Linked DNA regions of Mus musculus: region 2 is linked to region 1. A link is a loop called in an ENCODE intact Hi-C map of the cell type or tissue named here. Cell type or tissue: left cerebral cortex. All regions are shown on one strand. Each heading gives the region's core, and the rest is flanking DNA. Links, peaks and the distances in the headings are about the cores only.

Region 1 (8,000 bases), core at 1-8,000:
TATATGTATATGTAAACACATACATAAACACACAAACATGCAAATGCACACATATCTGTTATCTATCTATCTATCATATATATATATCTTTATGAGGCTATACCATTTGGGAAAAAAAATATTTTCCTCATGAACCATAGATCATCTAATTGAAACCCTAGTAGCAGCCATGAGTTCAAGAGACTCCCAAACAATATAGACTATTGTAATCTCCTAGCTATTTCAAAACATACAATACAATACAATACAATACAATACAATCAACTCTAGTCACCTTTCTGTGTGATGGAAATCTAGCCGTTATTCCTCTGGTTGGGAGTGATTTTTTGTACCCCTTATCAAATCTGCCCTAATCTCTTCCTTTTACTTACAAAGATCTATTCAATCTCTGGTGACTATTCTTTAAATAATGCTTTAGTTTAGTCTATGAAATGTTTTCTATTCTTTGTTTAATTAATGAATATGGATTTTTGTTGAAAGGTGAGCCATTGCATACACTCTCAGAATCATTTGGATTAGTTCCTCTGATAGAATAGAATCAAGAATGAAATCCAGAGCTGAAGATGTAGCTCATTGACAGAGAGCCTGCAAAACACATCCATGGAGGTTCTGGGTTCAACCTGCAGCACCATAAAACACAGAATCAAACCAACAAATGTTACACGCGACTTTCTTTGGAGCTATGGAATAAAGATAAGAAATAATCATGTTTCTAATCAGACACAGCTTGTAGGAGGAAGGAACCATGATTATATAACCAAGAAGTCATTATCTCCTTACAGCACAGTGGGGTTTATTATACTTTATGAAATGTCTTCTTGAATTAAAGGATTGCTCTTTACAATCCTATGTAGGTAGCCCTAATAGTAATGAAATTAGGTAGAGTTTACCAAAAAGGAATAGGTATCGTAGACACTCAAAATTTTAACTTCTTTAAAGTGTTAACAGAAAAACAGGGTAGAATGAGGAGGAGAAAAAGAAAAAGGAGAAGGTGAAGGAAGAGGAGGAAGAGGAGAAGGAGAAAATGGCGGAGAGGAGCAGGAAAGACCAACCCTTCACAGTCATTTAAGGCTTAGCGTTTACCCTCAGCACCCAGGTATACCAAGTTCCTCCTCAGAAACCAGGTAAGCCTCGGAAAGTGTGCTTTGAGGACCAACTTCTCTCGAAAGTCTGGGTCTTTAGAGCACAGGAGCTAAGTGAATGTCATCACAGATGACATCCAGCCTCTGACAGGAATTTGGCAATCTTGGCAGATGTTTGGCTGCTCTGCAGGGGACTCATCCTCAGTGATTTGCAAAAATTATTCAGGTTAAACAACTGCAAAGTCTCACTACTGGGGCAGCAAGCATGGAAGGGAGAGAGTAAAATTGGATTTGGAGTCACTGCTCTGCATATTAAAGGAGAGGTTTCCTTGGAATTCCATCAAGGCTCCTTACCTGACATCAAGGCTGATTTACCTGATCTGTGTACACTTAGTATTCATAGTTTACCAAAGTAGCAGAGATTCTGTTTTTAGTGAAGTATTATTAATTTCTTTTATAACAGGATAATAAGGGATAGATACTTTACTAATTGCTCTTATAGTGCAATGCTATTTCATATCTTAAAAATGCAAAATTAATTTTATGATAAAATTTTTAAAATTCTAATATATACAGTGATACGCAATCCAGAGCTTGTAGGAGTTATGGTAGAATCTCAGATATATTTTGGATATTAAGATGAGTATTATAGCCGGGCGGTGGTGACACACGCCTTTAATTCCGGCACTTGGGAGGCAGAGGCAGGCAGATTTCTGAGCTCAAGGCTAGCCTGGTCTACAGAGTGAGTTCCAGGACAGCCAGGGCTACACAGATAAACCCTGTCTCGAAAAACAAAAAAACAAAAACAAAAAAAAAGATGAGTATTGTAAATGAACTCCAAACTGATAGGTTTTCTATTCCAAATCCAATTGTGTAATTCTGCAGTTAAACTATACCTAACTGATTAACTCTGAATTATTGTGGGTAAGTATGAACAAACTTCCTAAGAACCACTAGATGGCACCCAGGCACTCTAATTTTGGTGGAAGCCTTTATCATTGTGTTCAAGGCAGAGGAGCAAATGCAATTTATAACTACATAATGTTTTCCTACCACTTAATACAATGGAAAAGCTCAGTTTTATCTTTTCCTACCCTCTTCAAAGCTCATCAACAGTTATTTATTGAAATCTTTATTCAAAGAGTCCCCTTCTAAAAGGAAGTTGAAAAATCATCTTTATGGGTAACAAGTAGTATTTACTTAAAACATCTGGTAGAAACAGCACATTACAGAATGTTCTAGCCAATCATCATTTATTTCATTGCTTTGCTAGTTTATGTTGATAATTTTCATGCAACTAGTTGTTTAGAATATAAAAAGGACCTTTCAAATGCTTTAATAGTTTCATAGCAGTAATCTTCAAGATTCATATTAATAAAGGCTCAGAATTCCTGGTGACTAAGCAAATGCTCTTCTACTGCTTATATCTTTACAGGATGGAAAAGTTGTATTCCTATCTTCAACTGTACCTAAGGACTAAAGGACACTTTTTACAGTAAAGAACTGTCATTTTTTTTTTCTGGAGATAAATCATGGAAAATTCCTAATTCTCATATTCTGAACTGGAAGACAGTATGGAGACAGAACTGGAATATGTCAACATTTTTATCTAACGCACACCTTAGTAATAAGATGAAGCCCAGAACTTACTTGTTCTAATATGTTTTGAAGCCTTTCTATCTCACAATCTATTACAAATTTCTTCTCTTGTCTTCTGTCAAGCTCTTCTAGTAGTTGCCTGTAGCTGACATCGTTAAAATTTTCCACACATATCGCACTGACATGCCATCCATTCTGTCCTGCTTTTTCCATTATAGCTTGAAGTATTGAATACCCTATTAGAGAGAAAAAAAAGTTAATAAAAATACTCTTTCAACATATGTAAAGATATTCCTTTGGACTTTTGTTATAGACTGGATCCATATCAATATTTTTCATATTTAAAACACAGATCATTTTGAATCTTGAAAATGTGAGTCATTTTTTTGTGAAACCCTTCCCCCTCCCCTTTTTTTCTTTATTCAGGCAACAGATTCTTTTAAGCTACTTATTGGATGAAGCTGTCACAGTATATCTTCTTTAAAATCTCAAAACTCCCTCTACTGGAGAATATTCCTTTGGTCTAGATATACTCTTGATGAGATTAACAAAACTCCACTGCATCACTACCTGTGGTCAATATCAATTTCATGACCCCTTTTGTTATTTTACACTCTAGAAAGAGTTTGTTTTGAACAGGGTACGAACAGCGTTATTGGTTTGACTATAGAGAAAAGATGCACAAAAAATCCCAACAAATCAAAGCAAAACAAAACACCCGTACTATGGTATTATTGAGGATGTATTATTGTCAGAGCTCCATTTGATGATATAGGCAGATGTATACAGTGATAACATTATTTATTATGTTCCAATTGTTCTGGCAGATGAAGTGTGTAGGCTTGATATGAGGTAAATTATCAACTCTTAGAGGAGATAGACATTCAAATACATGTGACCAAACTTTTCAAAGAACAATAGGAAATGCACGTGCCACATGCTTGTATTTGTACCAGTTGAGAGGCAGACATAGGAGCTCAAGGTCAGCTTCAGCTGCATAAGGAAGGAGTTTATGGCCAGTCTGACCTACACAAGATCTTGTCACAAAAACTCTACATAAACAAAACAAAATGATTTCTGGGCAGGCTGATGAAGTGACTCAACAAGAAAAGGCAGTTGCCACCAAAGCTGGGTGTACGGAGTTCAGTTCCCAGTTTACATGGTGGAAGAATAGAATGGAGTACTCCAAATTGTCCTGTGACATCCATAGGCATGCTAGGACATTTATACACATGAAGCAAGTAAACAAGAAAATAATTCAATGTGAGAGTGCAACTACAGTATCCTTGAAAAATCATAAAATTTTGGCAGACTAAGTGCTGGTTAGGTGAAGACAGAACTTCTTGGGGGAAAAGGCTGTGGTCTCTGCCTGTTGTTTGCCAAATCTCTCCACAAGTGGAAGGAGATTTCAGCTTCATATTATTTTCATGCCTGCTTCCTGAGACCTCAATTTTTAGTTATAGCTTGAAAGATTAGGAGGAAAAGATTCTCTGAATGTATAAAAAACATCCCTTAGATAAAAATTGGTTAGGACCAGAGCCACTCATTTTTTTTTTTTTTTAACTTTCTAGCTTGGCATAAACAAAATAGCCTCCTGAAGAGTTTAACAGCAGTGTAATCTTATTCTGTAGTTGCTGTCTCTGGTTTCTCCCTCAATAGGTATTGCAGTTAGGCTAGCTGGCAGGATTCAAAGGGAAATTTGAAAGTGAACACACCAGGCTTATAAGATAAGAGAGCAATTATTTGGAGTTTCAGATTTAGGGAGTTTCATTTTGAGGTTATATTTTCTGTGTCTCAGAGCTCCAAACATTATGATGTACAGACAATGTCAACAGATGGACCCGATGATGAGCTCATATCTAAAATATAAACTGCCTGATTTCCTGCCAAATGCATACCATGGCAGTCAGACTTCATTTTTATTTAAATAAAAAAATTCCCAAAGAAGAAAGAGGGCATGCTAATTACATTATGCTTATTCTGGATATGTGTTGCTCCATACATATCCAGTCTTTTCTTTGTAGTTCATACCTGTTATTACCTTTTCATATCTCATCTGACATTGCCGTTTTCCCACCAACCTGGAACCTAGGGCTTTCTTTTCTTTTCTTTCTTTCTTTCTTTCTTTCTTTCTTTCTTTCTTTCTTTCTTTCTTTCTTTCTTTCTTTCTCTTTCTCTCTCTTTCTTTCTCTCTCTCTCCCTCTCTTTCTCTCTCTCTCTCTCTCTCTCTCTCATAGATGTTTTCTTTATTTACATGGCAAATTTTATCCTATTTCATCATTTTCCCTCCAAAAACATATTCCCCTCCCCTTAACCACTAACCCACCCACTCCTGCTTCCCTATTCTGGAATTCCCCTACACTGGGGCATAGAGACTTCACAAGACCAAGGGCCTCTTCTCTCATTGATGTCCCACAGCCAACCTCTGCTACATATGTGGCTAGAGACATAGGTCCCTTCATGTGTACCAATTGGTTGTTGGTTTAGTCCCTGGGAGCCCTGGGGGTACTGGTTGGTTCATATTGTTGTTCCTCTATGGGGCTGCAAACCCCTTCAGCTCCTTGAGTACTTTCTCTAGCTCCTCAATTGGGGACCCTGTGTTCAGTCCAATGGATGGCTATGAGCATCAACTTCTGTATTTGTCAGGCACTGGCAGAGCCTCTCAGGAGACAGCTATATCAGACTCCTGTCAGTAAGCATTTGTTGGCATCCACAATAGTGTCTGGGTTTGGTAACTGTATATGGGATGGATCCCCAGGTGGGACAGTCACTGGATGGCCTTTCCTTCAGTTTTTGCCCCAAACTTTATCTCTGCATTTCCTCCAATGGGTATTTTGTTTCCCCTTCTAAGAAGGACTGACGTATCCACACTGTGATCTTCCTTCTCCTTGAGCTTCATGTGGTCAGTGAATTGTATCTTGGGTATTCTGAACTTCTGGGCTAATATCCACTTATCAGTGAGTGCATTTCATGTGTGTTCTTTTGGGATTGGGTTACCTCACTCAGGATGATATCAACCTAGGGCTTTCTTATTTCCTGTTGAATGAATGTAGAAGCTCTTTCGTTTCATTTCGTCTTCTACTTTTGTGATTATGTGTCTGTTTGGGTGATGTATGTGCATATATGCATGTGGTAGGCCCCAAAGGCTAAAAGACAACATCAGATTTCTGCTTTGTCACTTAATTCTTAGTAGCCAGAAGTGGGTGGTGGTAATAAAACGCTCAATAACACCAAGTGCTCCTAGCCCCTCAGTCTTCTACCTCCTTCCCTCCCTCCCTTCTTCCTTCTTTCTTTTTCCTTTCCTTCTTCTTTCTCTGTGTGTGTGTGTACACTCATTTTTCACTTTGCATGAGACTGTTGAGGCCAGAGGTTATTAAATATCTTTAAAAATCACCCTTAATCTAAGGTTTGAGCCAAGATATCTCATTGAATCTGCAGTTTGCCATTTCTTCTAGACTGGCTGGGTCTAGACCTCTGTGGGTGGATCCATCACTCTAGGCACTTGGGTCACAGGTGCCATGTCACAGAGTTGCGATGCCTGGCTTTTATGTGGTGCCAAGGATTTAAACTCAGGATTTCATGTTCTCAAACACTTTATCCACTGAGCTATCTCTCTAATTCTTGTGAGCTATCATTCTGTAAGAATTCATATTTAACTTCTTCTATCCCTGGACTTGTGTTCTGTTGGTAACTGAAGCAAGATTCCTTTTATTTATTTATTGATATCTACAAATCTATTATTTGACTATGAAGGCTTCAAGGAATGGCAGTTGCCATCTATTTTTCTCTTTTTATTTGTGACAATATAAAGGTAATTCCAAAACTCTTCTTTGATTAACTGAATGTTGCAAAATTATAAACATGGAGCACACATTGGCTCATCTCCCTGCTCCCTCACATCGACCTGCAGCTTGACTAAACTCTTTTCATGTTGCTGCCTTATTTGTTGAAGCACTATGTGGCTGTCAGGTCTCATGACAAGACAAAGTGTCAATGTTACTATTTTCTGGATGACATGGCTTTTATAAGACATAGAGAAACATATATTTTGATAAAATTTATATATTTATCCATTTAGATTATGCTGCAAGGTTCACACTAACCAAAAAATTGAACTTCAAAGGCAGCATTTCACTGTCAGATTGTTCATATTTATAAATTATGCTGCTAGTGAAATAAGACAAAAAACCTAGAAGAACATTCTGGTTAAATGTCAAGACATGCTATCCATTGAAAAGACCCATTAATCCTAGAAATCAATGCCATCTTTTTAAGCAGCAGGAAGGACACATACTTGCGGTCTCAGAACCTCGCTCAAGCTTTAAGTCTTTATTATTCTGTTTCACTTTAATACGCTCATTATTTACGTTCCCTTCGGTACATGTGCATTTTTTATTTGCCAAAATAGGTGTGAGAATGTATTTGCACAAAGAGAAAATGCTGCCTTTGAGACTTTGGAATAACTTACTTGCTATATAAATTTGAAAGCATAAGTCAAGCTATACAGTTTCTACATGTGATTGTGAGTTATATCGCCACTTTCTTAAAAATATGCAATTTAATATTGTTATCCAAAAGTGAATGCTACTTTTTTGGATGAATGTCACATAGATAGCAATAATTCACTTCTATAAATAATATTTTGCATGCCATCTTGAAAAGCTGTCTAATATTTTAATTTCATATCCTTTGTTGAAAATTTTCTATGTTTAAGATCTTATAAAGTGCATCAAGATCAGCAAAAGCACAAACGGTCTTTTTACAATCAGTGTGGTATTTGTAAAACTTACCATTAGGTAAGTGACCTATGTGTCAAAATATAGCATTTTATAAATAAATGCAAAGAAATAAAATATTCTGCAATTGCAGTAGAGTACATTCAGGTACATTTGTATTATTTGATCACAGTAAATAACTTTCCATAGTTATTTAAAAATACTGTCAAGCAACATCAAGTATCTACATCATGTTATCTTATTGTACAAGGATTATGTTAAATAAAATGGCAGCCAGGTTAACACTACTGTAACACTTCACAGCAAAACCTCCTATATCATAAAAAAAAAAAGTGACCTATTTGGTGATGAGTAGCACCTCAGTGGTATTTCTTCTTTACTGAAAATTTGTCTTATTTGACATTTGTTGTGTAAGATTTACTCAGTATATTTGTCAATACACAAAGCATCAGGAGGTTAAACAGGAGAAATTTATGCGTAGGAGAAGATCACTTCAAAAAGATAGGAGCTACCAGGATACTGTGCACTGTTTCATTTGCATGAAGACCAGTAAGTTCATACTGTGTTTTCAGTGGCATAGTTA
Region 2 (15,318 bases), core at 1-8,000, 250 kb after region 1:
ACAAAAAAGTTTGATTTACCTTTGATAAAAGAATAGACATAAGCAGATTGGTTTCTGTGAGTTCGAGGCCAGCCTGATCAACAGAACGAGTTGCAGGACAGGCAGGACCACACAGAGAAACCCTGCCAAAAAAAAAAAAAAAAAAAAAAAGGAGAGAAAATGAAAGAAAAAGGAAAAAAGATATGAATGGTATCAGGCATGGTGGCATACACTTCTAATGTCAGCACTTAGGAGGGCTGAGACAGTAGGATCATGAATTATAGGTTAATATGTGCTACAAGAGTGTTATCCTATTTCAAAACCAAACTATTTTCTTCATAGTTATTATAGTGTAATATACAGTTATTCAATGTTTGTAACTTCTCTATCAGCATCTGGTAAACAATTGAGCAGACTGTCTAGGCAGAGAAATAGGAAAAAATAAGACACCATTAGAAACTAGGTAAACAAAAGTACCAACAATCAGGTAGTCCTCTCCACAGACTGTCAAAGATAGAATCAGTCTAGAACTCTTTAACTTTCTTTGGTGTCTTGGCTATGTATCAGGTTTATCATATGATTCCCAATGTCTATTCTTAACTTAAAGCATCAGTCCACGCACAGAATGTAGGTAGATAATGCCACCGAGGCTGATTGATCACGGGATGTTGTTTCTATAGATAATTTAAATTCATAATACAACGTCTCAAATATTTCTGTATTTTAAAAATCTTGGTGATAGACAAAGTTTAGTAGTTTGTTTACTAGTTTTGGTAAAATTTAACAAATCTATTCTCCAAACTAATATTTTTTAAGTAGTGAAAATATATCTGCAAAGTTAGGCTGTTGTGAGTTGTATCAAATGTTTTGTAAGAACATTATCAACATTATCAATTTTTTTACAGATAGAGCTATATTGATACTTATACAAAATACATTTATTAAAAGATTGTAATTAAGAAACACAGAGAATATTGATTGCATAAGTCTGGAATATCTGCTTTCATCATCTTGCATGCTCTTATGGATCACAATAGTGGAATAGTGTACATATCCAATGACACTAAATGTTTGAGTCAAAGTGCTACTTATTACACTTCTGTTATTGAAATTGGTTATAATTTTATTATCTGTAAATCTAATTTCCTTTATAATATTCAGTGGAATTTGACTATCTATCAATATAAATACTTTTACTCTCTATCAATATAAATACTTAAGAATGGAAAGCAAAAATTTAATTTAAATACTGCTGAAGATAAATTATGGCTAACAATAAAATTACTGCTTCCTCCAGCAATATGATACTTATACCCACCAAATTACTCCATTTGAGTTAATCATGTCCAGTTTTACAAGCTGGTGTACTCTATACATTTAGTAGTTGAGAGCTAAACAGCCTTTTTAAAAGACAAACTTAATTTTGGTCCTGATAACCAGCATTAGATTATATCTTTTTAACATGCAACCAATGCATTTTATTCTTAAGTCTGTTTTTGTGTGAGAATAGTTACCATAAAAGAAATTAAATGTACCCTGACTAATGTTCCTTAGTCATACAAAGAAGAAACCCAAGCTGATAAAGATTCAGTATCAGTATATCACAATTAAAATAATAGAGTGTAAGAAATATTATTTGTATTCATTCCAAATAACAAGTTTAAAAATCAGTCTCTGCCATTACAAAGGAAAAAAAAAAAACACAACTCATGTTAATTTTCTAAATTACTAAACTTCAAGGTCTATTTTTACCATTTGGTAATAAAAGGCAAAATTTGACAGATTAGGTTGATATATAGTTGCAGCTTAGGGTTTACCTTAATTACTATGGAATCATATGTGTATGTGCTTTGGAACACTCTATTCAATAAACACCAACCACCTGATTCACATTCTCTACTGCCTGCAACCAAATGCAGTTAGGATTTATCTAAAGGGCATTTGCTATAGTCATTTATCAAGAAAAAAATATTCTTTTTTTCACTAGAAATCATTTTTGCTTATTTACTATTTGCTTTTAAACATCTACAGAGAATCAATTGTATATGAATGTGAAAAACATTAAATTGCCAACACTGTGTGAAACTTGGATATATTTAAAGTTACTTGTTTTAGTCCCCTCAGTCTTTACTTGTGGGAGCAACATCCTCTATAGCTTATACTTTTAAAGTTTTATTATCATGTAGCCAGCTGCCACATTCTCAGTTTACCATTGCTTTGGCACTATCATTTCATTCATGCATATTTTGTTACATAACTAAAATACTTCTAGTTAAAATAATGCTGTGAGGATAACTGACAGTCTGGAGAGAGTTAGCACTTTAGAGTTTTCAAAGCTGAATGTCATTATGCAGCCATTCTGGCTCGTGAGATATTAATTTGTGAAAACAAATCACAGTGTACTACAGCATTTTGGAAACTCATTCAAAATTAAATGATACTATGCAAATGTAATTAATGGCGGACAATCTATCCCAAATATATCTGGACAATAAATTAGTTTCCAAGCTGGTAAGGTTTTGAGAAAATCTTAGGAGAGTCATGAGGTAAATATAAAATAAGAATACATTGAATAAATGAATAAATAAATAAATAAATAACACCCCTTAAAGAGAATTCTTCAAGTAGAATTGTGTGAAATGTTGATATCTCATTTAGTACTTAGCATATGCTGAAAGTAACTCATAAAATTTATAGATAACTATCCACAAACCTAGCTATAATTTGCACGCGTTTTTATTTAAAATAACCTCCCCTTTTCTTTAATATTAGTTTTATCACCAAGTAAAACAAACAGGCAGTAATTACCAAGTGGAACTTATAGTAAGTATAAGAGTTTTAACAATAAAACAAAACAAAACAAAACAAAACAAAGCTAGAACATTTTACAAAATTGTCCAAAGCTTCCACAGCTTCAGAAAATTGAGTTCTAAAATGTAGTATTAAACAGAGCTGCCAAATAAAGACTCATTCTCTTATCCAGTAAATGATCTAATGTCAAGTAAATATGTGCACAAACACTGCAGTTCATAAAATAGATAACTTTTTTCACTTAAATCTATTTTCTGTTGTACTTCTTTCTTTTTTCAGTTTATTTTTTTGACCTGACAATTTTTAATTAAAAGATTTTCAAACTTGGTGCAAGAGAAACAAAGCACATACTATTTTATGTAGAACCACTTCTATATGTTTTTAGACAATCCAGAGACATGTTTAAACCAAGTAGATATGCACAGCAAAGTGAGGAAGCATCTGAAACATCCCCCACTTCAAGAACCCAAAGCAGAGCAGAGTCAGTGATGGCTTACATCTTAGTGGTTTATATTAATGCGATTAGTTAGCTTTTTTAGCCACATCAAGTTCCATAGCATCTTGACAGGGTACATATTCCAGGTGGCATTCTATGGGGTCACCCATTTAGTTTCATTATGTGGGAGATTCAGCTGGATTGGTTTTAGAATCCAAGTAGATCAGAGACTAAAATGATGGGCAATAGGGTAGGGATTCATGGAGTTCCATGAAAAGATATCCATTAAAACAGCAAGAGACATTTACAACCTCCAACATAAGGGCAGAGCAGCCTCCAATGACATCACTGGATCTTATGTAGTATCTACTGACTGACTTAAATGCATTTTCCACATCACTTGTTCTCTTGCATCCTCTCATGGCTTTTACTACTGGGAAGAGCATGTGTCTTCTTTAAAAGGAAGGCAGGCACTTACTTCAGTAAAAATCAAGAAGAACCCAAAAGGATGAAATAAAACACTAAACTGAGTACAGTTTTCACTAGTATTCGGAAGACAGGAACAATACTAAACATTACAAGAGAATTCAGTTTATGTGATCCATGCAGGAAAATTAAAAGGCAGAAAGGGAAAAAAGGATACAGGAGAAAGGGAGGAGGCAAGGAAGGGTGGAAGGAAGCAAAGAAAGGAAGGAGACTAAACCTTTTAAACTATGATTTTTTTATTCTAACATCACTGTTAGAATCTGGATTTTTTCCAGAAAATTCTTAACAAAGAAATCCCACTAGCTCATTTTAGTTCTAATTTAGCCGCAACTTATATTATACTTACATGCATTTGTCACAGCAAAACTGTTGGCAGTCTCAATGTTGTCCACATGAGGTACCAAATTGAAAGGGGCTTCAGATGCATTGGGGCTGGTGTTATGAAGAAAGATAGCTAGCCGAAAAGCAGTGTATTCCTGGTCTGTGTTTCGGATAAAGAGACCACCTATGAAAGACAGCAGGAAATACTCACTCAATGATTCCTGTTTTAAATGTTACACCTAGTTCCATGACTGTCAAACATATCTCCAACCGCAAGCACACACAATTAAGGAGCTCTTTGCCATATCATAGGGGCTGCCTTTTGTCCCTGCAATGCATGCTTAATGTTTTAGTCTTTAAGGCATTTCAGCTTTTTCTTGCTTCAATCTGTCGTGATCACAATGACCTCTGAGACAATTTTGTGTATCTTGCTTTCTTTCCCTTGCCCTCTTTAGGATTCTCCCATCACATCATTGTATCAGCCAGTCCAGTTCAGGACATCTTTCTCTAGCAGGGAATATGCAGATGGATAGAGAAGAGATTTCCATTACAATACAGGACCTGAACGAAGGTACATGAAGGCGCACACGAGAGCAGGTTTAGAAGGTTTAGAAGGGAAGAGAACTTAGCTTGGCCCCCGATTTTGTGTACCCGGTCCAATTAGTTCGGTTTTGTGCACAGTACACACACACACACACACACACACACACACACACACACACACACACACACACACACAAATGATGCAGTGTTTGAGGTTGGGCTGGGCTGGGCTGGAAGAAATTCAATAGCCGAGTCCCATCAACAGACAGGAGAGGAGAATGGCAATCATGGTGGAGGAAGGGAGGGTCGCGAGAAACGAGGGTGGGGAGATACAGAACAGAAGCTTAAGTCAAAAGCAAAATAAAACCAACGAAGGTTCCTCGAAAAGGGTCTAACATTTGAATCTGCCAACTGGCAAGGCAACAAGGAAAGAAGTGAGGGCAAAAAATGCCTTTCCCCCCATCTCCTTCTGTAACAGCGAGAATGCTGCAGCTTGCAGAATAGCAAAAAGTGGGTTAAAAAAAACAAACAAACAAACAAAAACGAACACAAAATAAAACTCGGCATTTCCTCTTGTTCTACGAAAACGAGATTAAAAGAAAACGAGTATAAAATGCAATCAAAGTCCATGAAGGTTTGATTGTTTGTTTGTTTATTGTTTTCTCCTTCCTCAACTTCTTTCATTCCTACTTTAACCTACTGTAGAGCAAGAAGGAACTTGAATCAGGGTTGGGTGTGCTAGCCTGAACTTGCACCCAGAAGGTCTGTTTGAAAAGGGAAAGCTCCTCCATAGAATTCCTTATCTGCAACTCATTTACCTCACATCAGCTACATGCACCTCTTCCCCAGTTCTTCTTACCTATTTGAACGCTGCTCGGAAAGGCTCCCATGGCGAGTCCCCAAAATCCAGAAAACAACAAGACAATCTGCCTGCAAATAATCCTCATCTTCTTTGCTCCTCTCCCTGGTGCGCGCTCTCCTCTCTTTCTCTCACTCTTGCTAAATGATTTTCAGAGAGGCATTGAAGATGATGGCGCTAAAATTCAAAGAGAGAGAGAGAGAGAGAGAGAGAGAGAGAGAGAGAGAGAGAGAGAGAGAGAGAGAGAGAGAGAGAGAGAGAAGAAAAGGTTTGGGTGCTTTTAGGTTATGACAGCTTTCCCTCAACAATCCATCCCCAGCTGCCAGATGTTTCCCGCAGTCTCCATAGCCCTGGGGGAGGTTTTCTGTCCTGCTGATAATGTTCATGCAGAAGATGGTGGTGGCCAGTCTAGCTGCTGCTCTGCTCACAGAGATGAGACATGCGCTCTGTCTGTGGCTCCCTTGCGCTCCCTTGCTCACATCCACACGGTTGCGGGCGCCACACGCGCTCTGCAGCTCACAGCCGACCCCCGCCCGGGCTACAGCATCCCTGAGCGCCTCCAGTGCCTCGGTACCGGAGCGCGCACTCCCACCACGGCCCCTCACCCCTTGCCCCTTGCTCCTCGCCTCCCATTCCCTTTCCCCCAGCCTGTACTCACCAGATCGCCCAGGTCTTCAGGGAGGCTCTGGAGCGAGTCTTCAGGCTGGGGTTTTGGCGTACAGTCTCCAGTATCTGATCCCCTTCCTCCTACCTTCCGCGCGTTTGCCGAGGAACCGGCTCTGGAGGTGGGGGCCCCTCTTCAGAACCAGTGTTTTTCTTTTTATGCCCTCCAAGTCGCCTTTGGATTCTTGGTTGAGCTTGGCAGGAAACTACCCCGGGGGGCCGGGTATGCCAGCCCGGATCCCGGGCTGGGGGGTTGGAGAGGAAGTTAGCACCTCCCCATGGTCTCAGTCCCCTGCAGCATCCTTGCAGGCTCGCGGGAGGACAAGCTGCCTCCCGGCTCCCAGCCCTTTCCTCTCAGCCTTGCCCAGCCTAGTCCGCTTCTGCTATTGGGTTGCGCGCCCGCGCGAGCGAGCGAGCGCGCGCACGCGAGGGGAGACTTCCTTGCTGCAACTGCAGCAAAGATTTCTCACCAGCAAACAACCAGGGGAATCTGCAAAGCCCTTGATGCGGATGGATGCGGTAAAGGTACTCAGAGAAGGAGAGGAGCGAGGAGGGGGACAAGGCAGCCCCGAGGTGATGAGGCTGGGGTCTAGAAGGGAAGAATTGGAGGAGGTAGGAGGTAAGGGTAGTGAAAGTCAGAGAAGTTTACAGGATAGAAAAGGGAGGTGTGTGTGAGGGGGTGGGCAAGGGAGGAAGAGGAGACCAGAGGGGTGGTGGTGGTTAGCAAGACACACTCAGAGACCTCTAGTATGTTCTTTAAAGGGCACTAGGCAGAATTAGGAATTAACATTGAGAAGTATAAATTAAGAAAACTACTTAAAGGCTGCAGTTCATTTCTATTCAGTGATTTACCCAAAAGGATGCTTTCCTGCATTTTGTGTGTGTGTGTGTGTGTGTGTGTGTGTGTGTGTGTCGTGGTGAGTGTATTGTGTGTGTTGTTGTGTATGTGTTCTCCATACACATCTCCTTTGCTTGGGGTTTGGAAAACTCATTCTACTTACAGTCACCTCCAAGAAGGCATGGCTTTTGCAGATGAAGTCAGCAAGTTAGTTTGAGTTTGTATAAGAAAGTAGAAAGGAATTAAGCTAGGATTTTAGGAATATTGTCACTTTGTTCACAGAGTCACCTTTAAAGCTGTCATTTCACTCGCTGTCGTTTTATGGGAAGAGGCTGGGACACCTCCAAAGGAGGTGATTGCAGTACCTGTAGACAATATGGAAGATAGCTTTCTAATATCCCAATACAAAATAATATGTCCTAAGGAGAAATGACAGTAACCTAGGTCTTCAATGATATAGTTTAAAGTCCAGGAGGGAAGCCTAGGAGAACTCAACCCTACTCAAAAACTATAGACAACTGAGGAGAACTGGGAGTGGGGGAGATTGTCTTCCACAGAATAACAAACCAATTGGTAGTCCTTGGGCAAACAGTTCACTCACATACAAGTAATATTTCATGGACTTAGCAAGTTTATATTTAGAATGAATATATATATATATGAATATATATATATATATTCATGTGATATATATTATCACATGAACAATTGAAAAAGAGGCCATAGATTTTAAGATGAGTAGGGAGGGGTTTAGAGTATGGGAGGATTTGGAGGGAGGCAATGAAAGGGAGAATTGTAGTAATTCAATTACACTCTCATAAACAAACAAAAAGAAGTTAGTGAAAATGGAATAGCACCTCTTATCACATTTTTAAAAGAATAAAGCAAGTGCCTGAGTGTGTCTGATAAAATGTGTAAAGGGGAAGCTGATGACGTATATCAAATTGCAGCAAGAATTTACCTGGTAAAATCCTTCTTGAAATACGTGTTACCTTTATCTCTTCAGGTTGCCTTCCCCCTTCTTGTTTCATTTAATAAAAAAAAAAAATGGATTATATCCAGGCATATATATTTGTTGGGTTCCTAGTGATATTATGATTTATTAATATTAGCTGGGGTACCAAATAACTAATTTATATATTCATCACATCAGTATTTCTCATTTTTGTTTTGTTTTGAAAACATTTTAAATTTGCTTTGATGATTTTGAATTCACATGCATGTAATCAAAAAAGAAAGCTTGTTGGTGGGATAAGATCCAGTGTGATCATTGCAGTAAACACAGTGGAGATTCCTCAAGCAACTAGAAATATCATTCATGTCTTTTTATTACATGTGACGAGTGACCTATTTTGTAGTTTGGAGAATGTATTTTAAACCCTTCGCTAAAAATCCAGAATGTTCTTCTGCTTCCTCAATCCTTAGTTTGCTTTTAAAATCCCATCTCTTCAAAGAATGTTACATCAACATCCCTGTTACATCTCAGCACAGATTGTTATTGTACAAATTCTAAGTAATTGGATTACACAAATCATGCATTGTCATTTTGGTTTATGAGGCATTACTTTTGCACAAAAACAGGGATTTGAAATGTTTTCTTTTTTATCTTTTCTGTTTTGTGAAAACTAAGGCTGCAAATAATAGCATTGCGCTTCTGTTATAAAAGATAATAAAATAAGCTACACAAAATTTATATTGCATTTAAATTAAATTAAAATTTCAAACATACTAAACAGTTTAACTTCTACTTGAGTAAGTTTTGATCCTTGCTGATGGGCAAAGGTGATTATCCACTTTTCACGAGTTCTAGCAGCAGCACCGAATTATGTATCCACCGAGTGGATGTAGGACAGGCTTGCGTTATTTGTCTTATAGAGCTGTTACATAGAATGGTAAGAATGTAGACTGTATCTGCATTCTTCACACATAATAATGCTTTTTATTTTCATTTTCTAACTAATTAGCCCACCCACTTTATTTGACTACTCTAAACTCTTCTTCTTATATAAGTATATCATATGTATATATACATATGATGTACATATATAAATATATATATATATGTGTGTGTGTATATGTGTATATACATATACACATACACATGCACATACATATACATATACATACATACTAGTTTTAACTAGGGCATCTGAGTATTGTGGCACAATGGGGAACAGCACCAACACCTTCTCCACTGTTATTAGAGGACCTGCAATGGTTATGAGTCCTTTCTAGGAATTATATTGATTATCAGGTGTTTGCTGTAAGAAACTGTAATGTCTTTGTTAAAACCTATGGGACCAATAAGTTTATGATACAACAAGGTATCTGGAAGTTGAAAATAAATGAAGAATCCATGTTATTTAGAAAAAGTAGTGTGGCCTGCCACAAGGGCTTCAGGGTTGTGCAGTAGTAATACTTGCTGGACTTCAGATATGAGACTTCCAGGTTCCTGACAATTTTAGCATTGTTTTGTTACTGGATTTTTTGTTCTAACAATATCTTTAAATTTTCCCTACAGTTTTGACATAAAGTAGGCAATGGTTGTCATTAAAGTATGCCTGAAAAAAATGTGGCCAAGGCTTTGAGAGAGCCCCAAAGTGAAAAGTGAGCAATTTAAGACTTGAAGATGGTTTAGACTTCACAGAGCAAGAGAATTTGGTTTTCTATTGATTTGCAAAGACAGTCAAGTAGGGATTAGTCACATGTTGAACATGAATGAACATAAGCCTTTTTGAACACTGAAAATTCAACTTACTTAATGAGAAGTGCTGAAAGTGAAGCCAGAAAGCAACAAACCAAGTGGATGTAAACTTTCTCAGCCCTTTTGTCTGCATCTACTAGATGGGGATGTATGGAGAAGGCACAAACGAGCTAATAAAGACGATACTTTTTCTTTAGACTAAAAAACTTTATGTACATGTGGTAAAGTTACATAATGAGGCTGGGGGCATAGAAAATAAATTAGAAATTTTGATACTCTAGGTGAGAATCTAGTGTTTGAGTAAAACATAACTCTTTAACCCTAAACACTGCCTTTAAAGCTTTTATATCTAAAGATATACTACACAAATTAGAAATATCTGAGGCACTTTTGGTCTCAACAAAACACAGAACAATCTATAAGCCCATTGATTGTTGAGAGTATTGGTGACAGTCAGTGTTAATTGTTAGTTTGACAAGATCTAGTCACCTGGGAGATTGGGTATGCTTGTGGGAATTTATCTTGGTTATATTAATCGATGTGGAACAACGCATCTTAATTCTTGGCAGGACTCTTCCTTGGGCAAGATGTTAGATGTACAAATGGAGAAATGAGAGTGAGCAGCAACATGTAAGCCTTTATCTCCCTCTGTTTCTGGATTTGTAGATGCACCGTGACCAGATGCTTCAAGAATCTGTTGCTTTGACTTGTATGCCCAATGACTGTACCTTGAACTGTAATTCAAATAAATCATTTCTCCCTTAAATTGTTTTTGTTGAATCTTTTGTCATAGAAACAAGAATATAAAATAAGAAAATATTATATTATGATATGGTACATCTATCAGTATAGTGGTATACCCACACAAATATCCAAAGATAGAAAAGTGTCTCTATATACAATGGAATGATCACTAGTTTTAGACACTAGGAATTGATGTTATGTCTCTATTTCATTTTATAAGTTAAAAATAAAAACAATCATATTAATGTCACTACAAGATACCAGAGGGTTATCATATATGTTATCTGCCCTGGTAATATAATTATTTATTTGTTTTCCTAGAAATCCTGTTTAATCTTATTAGAAAATTATATTATGTATACATATATACACACATACATATACAAACACACACTCACATGCTGTCATTGATTTGCTCACAGTATTTGTTTATGTATGTGGCAAATGATCTATATATCTATTGCATCTATATATCTATTACATCATATGAATATAATATGCTTATAATTCTTTATTACATGCATGTGGTTTAAGCTAAAAGTGCTGAAAGTGATTTCTTACTTGCATCTCCAAGTGAACTCCAGTATTTCAATACTCAATATCACTCATTTACTCTCCATCATTCAGATAATTTATCAAAATGTATTTACTCATGATATTAAACAAATTTAAGGTTTTCCAAGGAAGAAAATTAGTAGGCAATTTTTTCCAACTTCTGATCTATTATGGTTACTTATCTGTCTTCTAGGAAAACATTGACTTTCAGAGCTCTGTAAATGTATGATATTATTGTATTTAACTCTGAAAGTGGGGATTGCATTTCGAGATGAATATCAGTAATTTAATAAATTATTTGTGCATTTGTTAGCAAAGCCTTTTCTTGTCAGGAGTGTTGTTTTCATATGTTTAAATATGTTTCCTCCTACTGAGCTAATACTTCTCGATTTTCATCATTTTTTCTGGAAGTACTCTCAAGCAATAAGAACTATACCTTACCACCTCACAGAGGGCAGAGTTACACCTTTGTATTTGGAAGCCAATCTTGCTTGAAGTCAGTACACTGATCTTGGACTTTAGCAGTTACTTGACTAATATTTTGACACCTGTCTACCTTACATGGTCTTTTTGTGAAACCAATTGACATCATGTGTCACTTTAATGTGGATAAATTATCCACTTTCCTGGAACACAGAATCTTCATTACTCCGAAAAAGATTATTTCTCTGGTTTCACTGTTCTCATTACTCTCCAGAGCCATTGTAAGTGAAGGAAGTCATGGAAGAGAAGCTAGCAATCTTTCTCTTACTGGCTTATTCATTCACTATGCATTTTAGATTATTTTCTCTGAATCATCACATTATGAGGAAATAAAAAGTTTTACTAGGGAATTATCTTCTAATACTAAAAGAATTGCAAATGTGTGTGTGTGAATTAATGTAGCTAAGCACAAAAATTAATGGCAAAAGCTCAATTCTATATCTTTCAATGCAGGGAGTTTGGGATATTTACCATGAGTCTACTCCTACCTCAATAACAGTGTCTCATCCTAATGTCTAGTGCAGAATAGGATAGGAATGGCCAAGTTAAAATTTGAACTTGATTTTAAAAGCCTGCAGGATTTTCATTGGTTAAAGAATAGAGGCCAACTTATAAGGAAGAAAGTAAATTGGCAATAATAGTTGGAATCATGGTATTCAATAAAACAAAGTTTAAAAAAGGAAAGAAGGGTTATGGATGAACTTAGAGGGAAGAAAGGTAATGGTGAAATGATGGAATTATAAAAATTAAAAACATGATTTAAAAATTACAACATAATTTGACATGCGACATAAGACAGAGAACTGTGCTACTTTACTAATATAGCCCAATAACATATATAAATATATATAATAATTTTAATTTGCTTCAGTGTTGGTTTTAATGCCCATTAAAGCCAAAGCACTCAACAAAAGTTTTCGGTATTGTGTTTATCCAATAACCTTGATCATTTATCCAATGTTTATATGTTAAAATTGCTATTCAGTTATTCTTACATTGACATAAGTATTCCTTGTCTCAATTCTAGAAGAAAATATGATCTTTTGAATATTATTTGCTTTCATTTCTGAAGTGTGTGGCTCTGCTTCGTATGAGACATGTGTTTTTCAGTGTCAAGGCCATATAACGATGGACAAGTGACAAGAACTAATTTTCAGAATGATTTTTTTTTTCCTTTCTGTAACAAGAGTTGTGTTTTCCAAAATGTGTCTAAGGATAACATGCCACCTACAGGGAGCTGGAAAGATGTGGTAGCAATTTAAAGAAGGTATTCTTCTCAGTAAAAAAGTTTAGTTTTTAGCATCCAAGTCAGTTGACTCAAAATGTCATGTAACTTCCACTCCAGGAGAATATGGCTTCTGGCTTCCATGAGTACTGTAATCATGTTCACTGACTTCTCTCAGAGATACACATATATACAGAAATAAAAACACATCTTTTTAAATTGTCTTATACAATTTAAAATAATGAAACAATTGCATCTATGTGCCTACTACTGAATGCATATAAAATAAAATTATTTTGCATATCACTTTATATTTTAATGACATATTAGCATATTTAGAATACTGTACTTACAAAAGCTTGCCTACTGTTTTAAGTACCTTGCCGTAGGTATAAAGTTTTCATAGCCTTCTTTCTATTCAATGCATTTGGATCAGTCTAGAATTAAAGTCCTGTTTGTAAAATTTACTTAATTTCTATAATATATATATAGCACACAGTTGATTCTCTTTAATGAAAAACTTTGTTCATAGACATTGGTAATAAAAGTGTCACTCATTTATCTGATAATCATTCACATATTTCCAGAGTTATTAAATAATTCATCTTCCTTTGCTGACATCTTTAAAATGTCATAGCAGTAGACATGCAGTTTGGATTTAATCGTTTTTCTCTGTTTTCTTAAAGATATATTCATATATATGCACGTGAGTATATTTTACACATGTTCAGGTGTTGGAATAGGTCACAAGAGGTTGACATATCTCCTGGATTCTGAGCTATGGTAGCCCATGAGCTGTTAATGTGTATTCTGGAAACTCACTTCATGTTTTCTGGAAAAACGGGAATCATTTTAACTACTAAGCCACAAGCAAAGTCTGTTGTATTATGCATAAACATAAGATGATCCTTGATTTACAAGCGTCACACACATTCTAGGGGGGTCATTCACAGCCTGTGAAGCTGGCGTGAAGGCTGTCAGCTGGAAATGAACAATGTGGTCTGCATATTGCAAACTAAAACCTAACGATGCCTATCTGATTAGGTCTTATGAAGAAGCCCAGCTGGACATTCAGGTCTCTGGTTCTCTGTATTCAGTAAGTTGGGCTGAATGTCAAGACTTATGGGGCATCAAATCCCACAGCCCCCTGATCCACCGTGCAATGTATATGGTGCAGTTGGTTACAAAAGCAGGCAGCCACACACCGGGGCATTTTTGCTGTTCTCTTTAGTACCATGCAAAGCAATGAATATTTTATTCATTGTATTCACAGAGCAGAAAAATACTATAGCTCCCTCACATCTTCATGACAAAAGCTAGAGGCCAATCTAGTGGATCCCACCGAGGATTGGATAAAGAGTCCAGGAGCTCCGTTTCCCACCTGTCCTCACAAGGACAGAGGTCAGTATTTTATGAATAGGATTAAAAAATACTGATATTATTTTTAAGACCTTAAGGTAAAGGAAATAACAATTATAGGCAAAAAATACACAAACACTGACATACTTCAAACAAAAATACAGAAAAAAAAATAAGAAACATAATGGAAGTACAAAAATTATTTTTGTGAATATTCATACATAAGTAAATAACAGATCAAATGATAATCCTATGAGCAATATACCCTCCTTAAATACTCTGTTTTTATTATGTAGTTTAAAAGAGTTAACTGATAGTTTATGTGCATACCAGGGAGGATTTATTAGCATGACACCAGTTCAGTTCTGTGTTAGATTTGTGCCCCTGCTATCACAAGTGACACTAGGCTAAAACCACTGCAATATAAAATGATTTAAAGTAATTTACCAAATGACAGTATCCATGGTGTCAATGTATGCCATTCCATCTTAAAATCTGACACCTTTACATGAACACGATGATCTATTCATTAAGCTGTTACAGTCCCACAGAGACCAGAACTCAGCCACTGAGGAGATAAATGCTTTTTAATTATTCAAGAATTCTCTGGAGACCCCCACAAAGCAGAGAATAATTAGGAAATAGTCAAATCTAAACCACAGAATGTAGAAATTTGGGCATCAGTGAAGAAAATGACAGTTGTCAGTAAGGCTTCTCATTCAAATCCTCCTTGTTTTATCCCAGCCTAAAGATCTAATTTCTTGAAGTGATATCTGTTAATTTCTTCTATGGCAATTTGAAGTTAGCAGCTACTATTGCTAACTAAATCTTCACTACTCTACTGATTCTCTCTCTCTCTCTCTCTCTCACACACACACACACACACACACACACTATAAATATCTAATGTAGATATTTATGCTAAATTCTCTAAAACAGATAAAACTTGATCAATACCCAAACAAGATGGACTCACATGGCAACACAGTTTAGCAGCCTGGAATGGTGATTCACTGACATTTCAATGAAATGAAAAGGATTTGCCCACACCATACAATTTTTCATGAAGTTGTGTATCTCACTTTTATATATGATTTTTCGATGAAAATATAATTATTTGCTTGTTTACAATTATTGAGAGCACTAAGGTTAAAATAATTTGAGGTCAGTATTTTGAATTTTATAGTTTTTTCCTTTGTGTTTTCATTGCTTCCCTCTGTGAGCATGAGAGGAATCCTATAGAAAGGGACCTAGGGATTGGAGAGCATCTAGAGCTCACTCAGAGAATCTGGCCTGCACACATGTCCCGTGC

The links. Peaks named below come from ENCODE experiments on the same cell type or tissue, not always from the same donor. Only the 100,000 strongest peaks of a DNase experiment are listed, where the experiment ranks them.
Region 2: a loop joins it to region 1, with 7 times the contacts of the local background. A loop is called at or near these places in 5 of 42 quality-filtered maps.

What each region holds. Positions count from the first base shown.
Region 1 is chr9:4,534,903-4,542,902 of GRCm38, forward strand. Gria4 (glutamate receptor, ionotropic, AMPA4 (alpha 4)) reads right to left here. Exons shown (of 17, transcript NM_019691.5): 5 at 2,733-2,917. Among named protein-coding and RNA genes, the nearest start is that of Gm46101, 24 kb to the left of the region's middle. In left cerebral cortex, for the core only: CTCF peaks have their summits at 2,030 (motif pointing right) and 3,182 (motif pointing left); DNase peaks (open chromatin) are centred at 2,064 and 4,508; H3K27ac peaks cover 279 bases.
Region 2 is chr9:4,789,752-4,805,069 of GRCm38, forward strand. It overlaps Gria4 (glutamate receptor, ionotropic, AMPA4 (alpha 4)), which reads right to left and starts at 6,483. Exons shown (of 17, transcript NM_019691.5): 1 at 6,094-6,483; 2 at 5,436-5,612; 3 at 4,059-4,217. The coding sequence starts at 5,523. It overlaps Gm46100 (predicted gene, 46100), which reads left to right and starts at 6,553. Exons shown (of 2, transcript NR_165471.1): 1 at 6,553-6,623; 2 at 10,210-10,406. In left cerebral cortex, for the core only: no CTCF peak of the experiment used is centred there; DNase peaks (open chromatin) are centred at 3,536, 4,470, 4,812, 5,513 and 2 more places; H3K4me3 peaks cover 4,382 bases; H3K27ac peaks cover 2,327 bases.